Linked DNA regions of Mus musculus: region 2 is linked to region 1. A link is a loop called in an ENCODE intact Hi-C map of the cell type or tissue named here. Cell type or tissue: left cerebral cortex. All regions are shown on one strand. Each heading gives the region's core, and the rest is flanking DNA. Links, peaks and the distances in the headings are about the cores only. Region 1 has its middle 130 kb from the start of 1700017M07Rik. Region 2 overlaps Gm38512 (a long non-coding RNA gene).

Region 1 (5,386 bases), core at 322-5,321:
GCGTACCTTCCAACTGTGAACCCAAAGAAGTCCTTCCTTCCTTCCTTCCTTCCTTCCTTCCTTCCTTCCTTCCAGGAACTTTTGTCAGGTGACTTGTCAGAAGAGCAAGACAGATCACTGACTCAAAGGAACTTCTTCTTCTGATGAGGTCTTCAATTTAAGAGCTCACTTTGTAGGTGGGATGGAGTCTACCTGCAGCTTCAGAGAAATCCAAACCCACCCTGAGAAAAATAGTAGGGACCTCATCTCAAAACAACAACAAAACTAAAACAAATAGTTCATGCAGGGCCACTAGCAGACAGAGTCATGGAATCTAAAGAAATTGTCCGATTATAATGCTGTAGGCTAGGATGAGATGGCTTTTTCCTTGGCTAGTCTGCTCACTTGTCTTGCCACAGGGCAAAGGGTGACCTGAAGCCAAATGATGCACTTGTGTTCTATTGCAGCAGCCCATGAGGCCAACCATTTGGATGTGATGTCCTGGAAGGAGCAGAAGTGGGGTACATGCCCCACTCGTCTCAGTATGTAATGCTACATGAGTCTGGAAAGCACTTTCTGCCAACAAGAATGGTTACGCCTTCCACAGGCATCCTGGGAATGACCTATGGAGACAAAGAGAAGGTCCAGGCAGTATCTCGACATCCATATCAATTGTCTGTAGGCTCAGACTGAAGAAAATTGACCCAGAAAACTTCTGTCCTATCCCTTACCTTGTGAGTTAGCTCTGATGATTACAGAGTTGCCACAGGTGAAGATTTTTCACATTGAAAGCTAATCACACTTTCAGAAAAATTTCTATGAGCCACTGGCCCTGAAAATATTCTTTTCTCACAAAATACACACATATTTGTGTGTTAGTTTTACATATGTATGTATGTATATATATATGTATATGTATATGTGTATGTATACATATATACATACATATACAATGTATACAATGTATATATGTATATATGTGTATACAATGTATATATATGTATATGTGTGTATGTATACATGTGTTTATGTATATGTATATATGTGTGTAAGTATACATATAAATGTGTATATATACATATATGTGTATATATGCATATATATACTATGTTTATATATAATGTGTGTATATATAAGGATGTATTATATATGTAGGTATACAGGAATATATGCTGGGATATATGTATATACATATTTATACACACACATATATATTTATATATATTTATATATACACATTGGGTATACACACTCACACACACACACACACACACACACACACACATATATATATATATATATATATATATATATATATATATATATATATATACACATATATATACCACACACACACACATACACGCACAGTGTTATGTGTTTTTCTTGGACACTATCTTCATCCCTGGGTTAATATTCATGATCAATTGCTACCATCTCTGCTCATCTTTCTGTATAATAGTCTCCAGAGATTCTGTGTAAAGGACTAAATATTAACATCCCTGTGTTTCCAGGGCCCAGGATACTGTTGGGCAAGTAGTAACTGAACAGTGACATGTTTGCTCAGTTGTTAAACAAATGAAGTAGACCTGTGAATTCTCTTCAAAAACCACTAGATTAATTCCGTTTCTGTTCCTCCTTTTTGAAAGGAAATGGTTAACCAAAGTAACACACAACTGGTAAAAGAGATGACCAGGAATGGTACAAAATAAGCTTCAGGCTTATTAATTGCAGATGTGCTAAAGCATTTTATTTGGAAACTCTTAAATGGTTCGTGTCCAACAGACCACCAAATGGAAAAGGATAAAGGTTTTATTGCTTAAAAAAAGAGAGAGATTGTCAGGTAGACATTCGTATCTTCATCCCTTGCTATGATCGTAATTCTGATGGAGTTGAGTTGACAAACATGCCATAAGCAATGCTCCAAATGCCATCAAATTATAAAAAATGAGTAAGAGGGCATTTACAGCATAGCCAACAAAAGAATGTAAAGTTTGCTTAAAGAGAGAAGGACTGTGGTGCAGCTCAGTGGCTGAGCACAAGCCTTGTCTATACATGAGGCTGAACTGGATCCCCAGCATCACAAAACAAGCCAAAGGATGTTCATATTACATGTGATGCTGCTATATGTCCCACGACTATGCTGTGTTCTGGAAACCTACCTCCTCCTCCAACCTCCTCCTCCTCCACTCTAGTTCCTGTCATCCCCCAGGTGTGGTCTCCACCTGGGTTCTTAATCTCTGTTTCCTCATCACGCTTGAGCCCCTTTACCAGAGGAGTTATCTCTGAAGATGCCTCTTCCAGATCAGCTCGTAAACACCCAGAGCGTTTTACACACTTCCCTCCCTCCAGCAGGCATGACTGTTTTTCGTAGCTCACGGGTGGCAGTGGCCTTCTTCTGGGAGCAATGCCAGAATCTGGTCCAGGAAAACTCTGAGGCAACTTTCAGGACCTTTGTAATGGATGCTACCCGTTGCCACATTTTATCTTGGTTTCCTTGGGAGAAAGCAACCATGCTTCGTTCAGACGGGCAAGCCAAGTTCGCTTTCTGATGCCAAACTGGCAAGGACCACAGAGCTTGGTGTTGGTCTGTGGATGGGAAAAGGCATCAGGAAGAGTTTCTGACTTTTTACATCTTTTGAAAATGAGCAGCTGATACATTAAATTTTTTGTCAGGGAACAAGCATCAGATTGCATAAATAACTCATTTGAACAGCAATCACCTCCCAGTCACTCAGCTCTCTGGCAGTTAACAAAAAGGTTTTAAGATAGAAACTGGACTATTTAGCTTTCATTAATCATTCATACTGTTCAAACACATCACACAGTAACTGAAGAGGGTTATGGTAGCTAAGCTTGAGTCTGTTGTGGAAAGTAAGTTTAACTTTCTATGAACTCACTGGACACAAAGAGTGTCCCCTGCTTACTATTCCAAATGTCACCAGCTAGAAGCAAACGGATGATTACGAATGGTAATGAAATACCTCTGAAGCCGTTTGTACACTAACAAAGAGTTACTGTCAGAACTTGAATAAGGTCCATCTACCCATTTTCAAAGAATGTCAACATTATATAAGGGGTAAAGCAGACAGCAACAGCTAAATACACAAACAAATAAGTTTCTGATAACATTTCCCTAGAACACAGTTTTCGTCAAATTTTTTTTTCTTGGAAAAGGAGAGATCAATGAAAGCATCTCACCTCCTTAAATCATTTCAACCCCACAGTGGGCCTCGCAGGAGTTAGGAGAGTTTTAGACATTCCATCTTTGTGTTCTGGATTTTTGGGGCATGGGGGCAATGGAGATTCCTGGGTTGAGTTTCTCTGGCTGATACTTGTTTTCTTCGTTTCATTTGTTCTCATCTTCTTAAGTGAAGCAGGGAAAACAGGGTGAAATTTTCTGTGTTCTGTCTCTAGGAGAGAGAAACCCAATAATTGCTGCTTCTTGGAGGCATTGGTTGGCAGCCCAGGAATTTCTTGATGGACTCCTCTGTTTAGCTGTTCCTGAGGACCAGGGTGGTGGCTTCTCCTAGGCTTCAACTGTGCCCTTACTAGGTCTGCATCTTTCTACTGGGATGAGACTCCACATTTTATGAAGGAGCCAATGAGTGGAAAATACCCCATTGCTTTTGAAACGTACCTAAAATCTCAGGGCACTAAGACTAAAGCTGCGTGAAAGTTCCTGAAAGGGAGGGTCTTTATGACAACCTACAGAGGGGCTGTTTCCTCTAGAAATAAGAATCTCATTTAGTGTGTTTTAAGGTCTTTAGTAGAGCTCTTTTGCCAGGAGGAGAACTACTTGGGAATCTGATGGTTTCATTTAGTTCTAATGAGAAAAAAAAAAAAAAAAGAGGCAGATGTGGTAGCAGCTGTTATAGGAGAAGCAATGGGTAGCGAGAACGCAGACTTATTGACACCCATGAAGAATGCTTAAAGGCGTTGAGAAAGAAGAAAAAAAAAAGATCTTGAAGACACAGAATTCAGTGCTAGGAAAAATGGGTGTATAAAACATAAAACAACATTTTATATCGATCAAGTGATTTTTTTTTTCCTTTAAAATTATCAGAAGCTGTTTAAAAGAAGGGAAGAATGTTTGACTTGTGTTCTGAGAAGTCTAGAGTCTAGGGCAGGCTTCTTGGAGGGATTGATCTGGCTTAACAGTGTCCCTCTGACCCCAGCAGTCTCAGCTCTGCCTTCTGTTCTCTGTGTAAATTTTATTCCAAGATTGACCCTCTACATGTAAGGTAGCCGCCCACAATATCTGGACTGCATGCTTTCTTAAATTCAGGTGGAGAGGGCAACATGGGAAAGAGATGAATGCCTTTCTCCTAAACAAAGTCCTGAGTTTCACTCTGGAATGTTCTTACCTTGGCAGTAGGAGGAGGCTTAAGTCAGTGACTCAGTGCTCTCTCCTCAAATCAAAACAAAATAGGCTGATGCAGAAGGGAATAATGGAGCCAGAGTGGCCAGACTGTCCACAATGAGTGTTGACCCAAACACAGCTTGATGTGTGGCTTTCACCAAGCAAACCTTCCCTGTAACGGTTACCTTGAAAACACTCATTACTATTTCTCAAAAGGCAGTTCTCGGACCCAAACTGCAGAGATGTGGTTTAAATGAAGATCCCTAGATCTTTCAGAATTTCTGTGAGTTTAAGAGATGGATGAGAGTTTGCCTTTTTAGCAAGTTCCTGGGTGCCTTTCATGCCCACTAACGTTTAGAGGTCACTATTCTATAGAAGTGTAATGCTCAGAAGCTAAGATTTCAGGAGCCTGTGGGCTTGTGATAGGAAGGTCTGAGAATGAATTTCACAGTACCTTTGTAAACTGTCCTGGATCTGGTAGCTACCAATAGTCCCACCTGAAAGACATGTAGTATTAACGAGGACTTGACTTTATATTGCCAAAATACAGGTGCCTCTTGTTGAAACTGTTTTCAAATGACCTGTAGTGCACATTTCCATAATCTGTGAGGGAATCCTGTTCTTTGGCATACTGCAGTAGTTTAAAGAATTATGCATTACAGTTATCTCTTATTTCACAAAGAAATTGTATGTATGCTGGTGCAAATGTGTGTATGGATGATGGTGTCATTCTTCAGGCCCTCATCCCTCTTTGAGACAGGGTCTTTCATTGTCCTAGAACTTTTCAAGTAGGCTAACATGGTTGGCCAGAGAGCCCCGAGGATACCTCTCTGTCCGCCTCCCATGTTATTATGAGATCATGCATGCATGCTATTTTATTTTTCCAGCGGCTTTACATGTATTCTGGGGACTAAGGTAAGGACCTCAGATGTGTGAGGCAGTTCATGGACTGAGTCGCTTCCCCAGCCCACATTTCTCCCTTTTCAAGGGATGTTTTGAAATCATCCACATATACTATACTTTAATTTCCCTTTGGTCATGGTG
Region 2 (5,386 bases), core at 214-5,213, 200 kb before region 1:
AGCTGTCTTGAAGAGCTCGAAGGCCCAGAGAGAAGAAGTGACTTTGGGATGGACCCTGGGAGTGGACCCTGGGAGTTGAGCTTCCTGCCTTCCAGTTTAAGGTCTTCCATATTTCTGCTGGTGAAGAGTGCATGGGTTTGGCCTCACTCTGCAGGGGAATGGTGGCTTGGTCCTTTCTTGGTAGAGCTGCCAGAAGAGAGCTGTGGAGAACGCCAGGCCTTCCTTCCTTCACCACACACACACACACACACACACACACACACACACACACACACACAGAGGTAGCCCCGCCCCACTCCATTAATAGCCCCACTCCAGTTCTCAGAGTGTGTATCTTTATTTCACAGTTTTACTGGAAGCCTACAAGCATCTCCAATGCATGCATTTCTCTAGTAGAGTTGGTCTTTCCAGTGTTCCTGGCCTAGATTCCCTTTGGAACTCTTATTTTTGGCCCAAGTTCATAGGCTTTGTAAAAAGTATAACTTCCCACATGCTGCACACTCTCCAGTTGTCAAAAACCTCCTGGAAAACAGACAAGGAGGGAGGTGTGCCGGCTTCACACGCCCACTCCTGAACTCCTGCCTCCCTCTCTGAGCTTCATTTATAGTTCCTCTCCCTAAGCAGCGCTGGGTTAGTTCATTTTCCTGTCTTACAAATCTGTAAATTTGGCTTTCTTGTTTTGCTAAATACTTTTTTTTTTAAATTGCTCTCAGAGATCCAGGTTGAGAAAATGCTTGTATTTCAAAAGGCACTTAACTCTTGATTTATCAGATGGCAGTTTAGTACTTTGTTTGGGAGAGAGTGCTAGAAGCCAAGGTCATTCAAACTCTTGTTCCTACCCTCCAAATTTCTGTTGAGGTTGCTCAGTAGGATGAATTTGAGGAAATTAGGGAAGGGGAGAGAGGAGACAGGAAGCAAGGAGGGGGAGAGAGAGAGGGGGGGCAGGAGAGAGACAGAGAGAGAGTGTGTTTCTAGTAGTTCAAACACAGAGTTTTACAAACATCTACACTTTTCAAATGTGAATTATTTTCTTTTCATTTTCTTTTCATAGCCGAGACCAGGCCAAGCTTCTCGTGAGACCCTTCTGAAAACTGAGAATCTGCTTCTCTGAAATAGCTTGGCTCAGGCTCCTCCTCCCCAAGGGCACCTGTGTTGCTTCAGTGTAGACGCAAATACACCCAATAGGTCCAGTGCTCAGAGGCCAAAGGGCAGCTAAGGGTTGAGATGACCTCTGTTCACTGCAGCGGTTAAAAACTCCTGCAGGTAAAATTTCTTGCTGTGTGTGACCTGATTTGAGGCACGGGTCTTTGTTTTCGCCGGGTGTGCTTTCCGTTTGTTTTTTGTAAACATACAGCGTTGATGCCACACTCTGCAAGGTCTGTGTATATCAATGTGTTTGTGCCAGTTGAAATAGCAAAACAAAACCAAACAAAAACGGAAAAAGCACTTCATTTAGAATTCTCTTACCCTCCGCCTGGTTGAAACAATTTGTAGAGGTGCCTCGCTAAGGGAAGGACACTGGTTCAAAAACTGTTGGAAAGAAACCGGCCAGCTCCCTCTCTCTGCACAGGTTCACAGCTTAGGAATTGAAGTTTAGGACAAACACCTAATTTTGACCAAAGGGACTTGGTTCATTTAAAAAAAAATCCCCCTGCTCTCTCTTCTGTTCAGATCTGCAAGGTTGTTTAATTGAAGTCCTGTTTTGTGGGCGCAGATGCACGAGGAGGTTGAATCATCGTCAGCCTCATTTGGTGTTCTGATGCTGTGTGTTCCTCATTATTATTCCCAGAATGTCCACTGGACCTTATGCTCCTCCTCAGGAAAACTCACAAGCATTGAGCAGTCAAAGAGTCCTTTCTTCTCCTCCCGCCCCCTCGCCCCCATCTTCGTTGAAACTTTGCCAGTATCAGATCTCACTCTGTCTGTGGCGCATTAAAATGAAGTGCCTCCCTCCCTGCAGATCCCCCAGCCTCCGCTCCGCTCTCCAGCCCCACAGTTTCTTCCTAAGTGGGTAGCCTCTTTTGCTTGCTGCGGATGAACCCCCCCCCCCCCAGTCTGGCTCCTTAGTGCTGGTTTTGGATTGGGGGGCTGTGAAGGGAGAGAAGGACCTGGCCCGAGTGCGGCAGGAGCAGCTGTGGCCACTTAGAAGCTGAAGCGCCGGACTCTGTCCCCTCCCCCCAGACTAAGGGCGCTTCACAGACTCCCCTCCTGCAATCCCGTGGGTCACCGCAGAAACCCTGACCGCTAGGGCTCAGCTTATTATTGTTGTTACAATTATTGGGTTGTTGTTTCCTTCTGATAACAAGATCTTCGGAGCAGGGGCCCCGAGAGTGAATTATGTTTTTGTAAGGTGAGCTGCCTTTCCAGAAGCAGGGCTTTCTGCCTAGCTCTCAGCCTGTCCTCCGCCCACCTCCTGCCCTTACCCCCTTGAAGGCCACTCAGGAGGTTGTACATGTGGAACTTTTGTGTGGTTCCGCAGCCTTTTATTATCCTGTGGGCCTCATCCTCTTCTTAAGAAAGAGGCGGGTGGTTAGAGCTAGTGATGAAAACGGTTTTCTTGCACACCAGCTTGCTTTCTCAAGGTTTGCATACGCCGCTGGCAGTCTCAGGACTGAAGGGTTCTTTTGTCTTTCTTTTCCTTTTGGCGCACCCGTGAGTGCTATAGTGCACAGAACAATTACTTCATGGTTTTTAGGAAGAATGGGACAGGGATGAAGAGAATGGGGCAGACACTTGTTTTTTAAATGGCATCAAGAAAGCCTAGATAATTAGGGAAAATACGTGTATTGCTGATTTAAAGCAAACCTTGTATTTTGAGGGTCCGGAAACATCCAAATAAGCGACATCAATGTCTAATTTGAAGTTTTGATATCCAAGTCTCAATTCTTACTTTTTTTAACCAAAGTTCATCTCTTCCTGACTACTCTCATGATTTTTCTACTAACTGCACAGTACCTACCCCTTTGTGTTTAAATAACATGTTTGTGATGTGGACTCAGCTTTGGATGATAAGTTATTTGCTTGAAACCAAAGCTATAAGAATATTGCTACCATAAACAATAAAGTGATTGCTCTCAAAAAAGAACATCGTGGCAAAATGTAAACATGTAGAAACACTGTTGTTAGACTCAGCACTACACCACTGTGCGTGAAGAGCCAAAGGTGCTCTCCCTACTATGTGCAGAGAGACTGAAGGACAATTCTTAAACCAATAGTGCTTACTGTGTGGTGCTGGGTCCTCCCCGTCTCTTGCATAAATCCTACTGAGGTGTGTAGTGTCATTTAAGGTGCCAGTGGTCCCAAGTCTACCATAGGCCAGTGCATGGTTCTAGAATGACTATTTCAGGGTTTTTCAAGATATATGGAATATTTCTAGCAAATGAAAGAAACAGCTGCTCTCTTGGTCTTACAGCAAGTTCCAATGTAAGAAGAAATGCAAGAGACAATAAGTTCCAAGGTCTACTCTGTGCAATGATGAAAACCCAAGATGGCAGGAGACGAAGCATTGGGAGAAAGTGCCCCAATGTCGTCAGTGCCTTAGGTGGGTATCCAGGACTAAAGTGTCATCAACGTTGAAATGCATATGCGTGTGGCATGCATGAAGGTCTGGTAGCAGAGAGCAGTGGCTAGAATCAAAGTAAAGATGAAAAGAAGAATCCTTGTCCTTAGCTCATTGGCATGAACCAGACCGCATGCTTAGCTCACCTCACCACCCTGCCCCCATCCTACTTCCACACACCACCCTGCCTCTACCCAGCCACCACCCTCCAGCCTGCACCCACCCACACTACTCTTCCTCCAACCACATCCTCAAACCACTCTGAGCCATTTTAGCTCTCAAAACCTGCCATGTTCCCCTTCCCCTTCAGTGTATGGCTTTGGAGGAATTTTGATATCCTTCCCTAAGTTTCTGTTTGCCCATCCTTAGTTGGTTAAGGGACGTTTCTCAGGGTGATGCAGTTTGTTACAAATAATTTTTTAATAATCAGTATGCTTTTCCACACTTCCCATTGAAGTTGATCTGACCATTTGCTCCAAGTACTTGGATCATTGTTTAGCAAACTTCTACTGAGGTCTTCATATAGGAAAGGCTCAGTGTGAGGGGCCAGGAGAGCTGGCTTTAGTGGTGTTTGATAAAAACCATGACAAGAGTAAGGATCAAAACATCACAGCACATATGTGGTTCCCTAAACAGCTCTGTGGTTGGGAAAGCTGGGAACCTGTAACCCAATAGTGAAGGGTGTGTGTGAAAAGGGGGCTCTAGCAGAGGGAAAGAGTAGTCCAGAAAAAACATGAAGTACCTCCAAAGAACTGGAGCTGAGTGAGATTTGAGAAGGTAAGTGGTTCGGAGTGACTGGAGGATGATGGGTGGAGATAGCATGGGAGGTGGAGGTAGCATGGTGGGTGGAGGAGGCTGGAAGAGTTGGGGGATATAAAAGAGCACCTTAAAGGAGTTGAGCTTATATAGGGTTTCAGGAACCAGAGAGGAGAGATGGCACTGGGTAGAATATGTGAGGCTGGGGTTCTAGATGTCCCAGAGGTGAGAGGAAGACTAAGCTTAAGGGTATGTGAGATGGGAGATGTGTGGCTAGCCAGGACAGGCCTTAAGCTCACAATAGCCACTAGGGTTTCATTCGGAGTATCCCAGAGGGATATAGTCCATTGGCCTGGGCGCCATGATAGTGGCTTGGGAGAGAGAGCTTGCAAAGGACAGATCAGGAATTAAGGAAACCTTTTTGCATTTCATCAAAATCAGTAATGTGTGTGTGTGTGTGTGTGTGTGTGTGTGTGCCTTCCTATGAGTGTACAGGTATGCATACCCTCTATGCAGGACAGGCACATGTGGATCCATAGGCAGATACCAAATGTCTTTCTTTGTCTGATTTATTCCTAGGAGATAAAGTCAGTTATTGAAGTGGAAGCTTGCACTTCAGGCTAAGCTGGCTTGCCAGTGAGCTCTAGAGTTCTGCTTGCCCCAGACTCCCAACGCTGGGATTAAAGGCATGTTCTCTTGCTGGGGGTTCAAACTCAGGCCCTCATGCTTGCCTAGCGAGTGTCCTTACCCACTGAGCTCTCACCTCTGGTCCCAGAGACAGTTGTTTTGAAATGTATCGAACAGCATTAAGCTTAGTGGGCTTAATCATATTCCTGTTGCACTGCCCTTCATGACTTTATCTGACCTTGACAGCTAGCTTTCTGTGTTAACGGAAATGGCCATTTCCACTGTCAGGTGTGGGGAAGACATTAATGGGAAATGACATTAGTAGGGTAGAGCACTTGACCTGAACTTCTTCATTTAATGTGATATTCCAAACTCCATGAAGTTTGTATTTTACAGATGAGAGCATTGGCTGAGATTTACAAAGAACAAACAAGTCCATAGTCA

Evidence for each region. A loop is a pair of places that touch in the nucleus more often than their neighbours do. Peaks named below come from ENCODE experiments on the same cell type or tissue, not always from the same donor. Only the 100,000 strongest peaks of a DNase experiment are listed, where the experiment ranks them.
Region 2: it touches region 1 in a loop (2.0-fold over the local background); 3 of 42 quality-filtered maps call a loop at or near these places.

Annotation. Positions count from the first base shown.
Region 1 is chr3:35,139,112-35,144,497 of GRCm38, reverse strand. No RefSeq gene overlaps it. Among named protein-coding and RNA genes, the nearest start is that of 1700017M07Rik, 130 kb to the left of the region's middle. In left cerebral cortex, for the core only: no CTCF peak of the experiment used is centred there; a DNase peak (open chromatin) is centred at 2,446.
Region 2 is chr3:35,337,841-35,343,226 of GRCm38, reverse strand. It overlaps Gm38512 (a long non-coding RNA gene), which reads left to right. Exons shown (of 3, transcript XR_389676.2): 2 at 3,413-3,541; 3 at 5,325-5,386. Among named protein-coding and RNA genes, the nearest start is that of Gm35425, 22 kb to the right of the region's middle. In left cerebral cortex, for the core only: a CTCF peak has its summit at 2,241; DNase peaks (open chromatin) are centred at 507, 1,223 and 1,877; H3K4me3 peaks cover 1,027 bases; H3K27ac peaks cover 2,372 bases.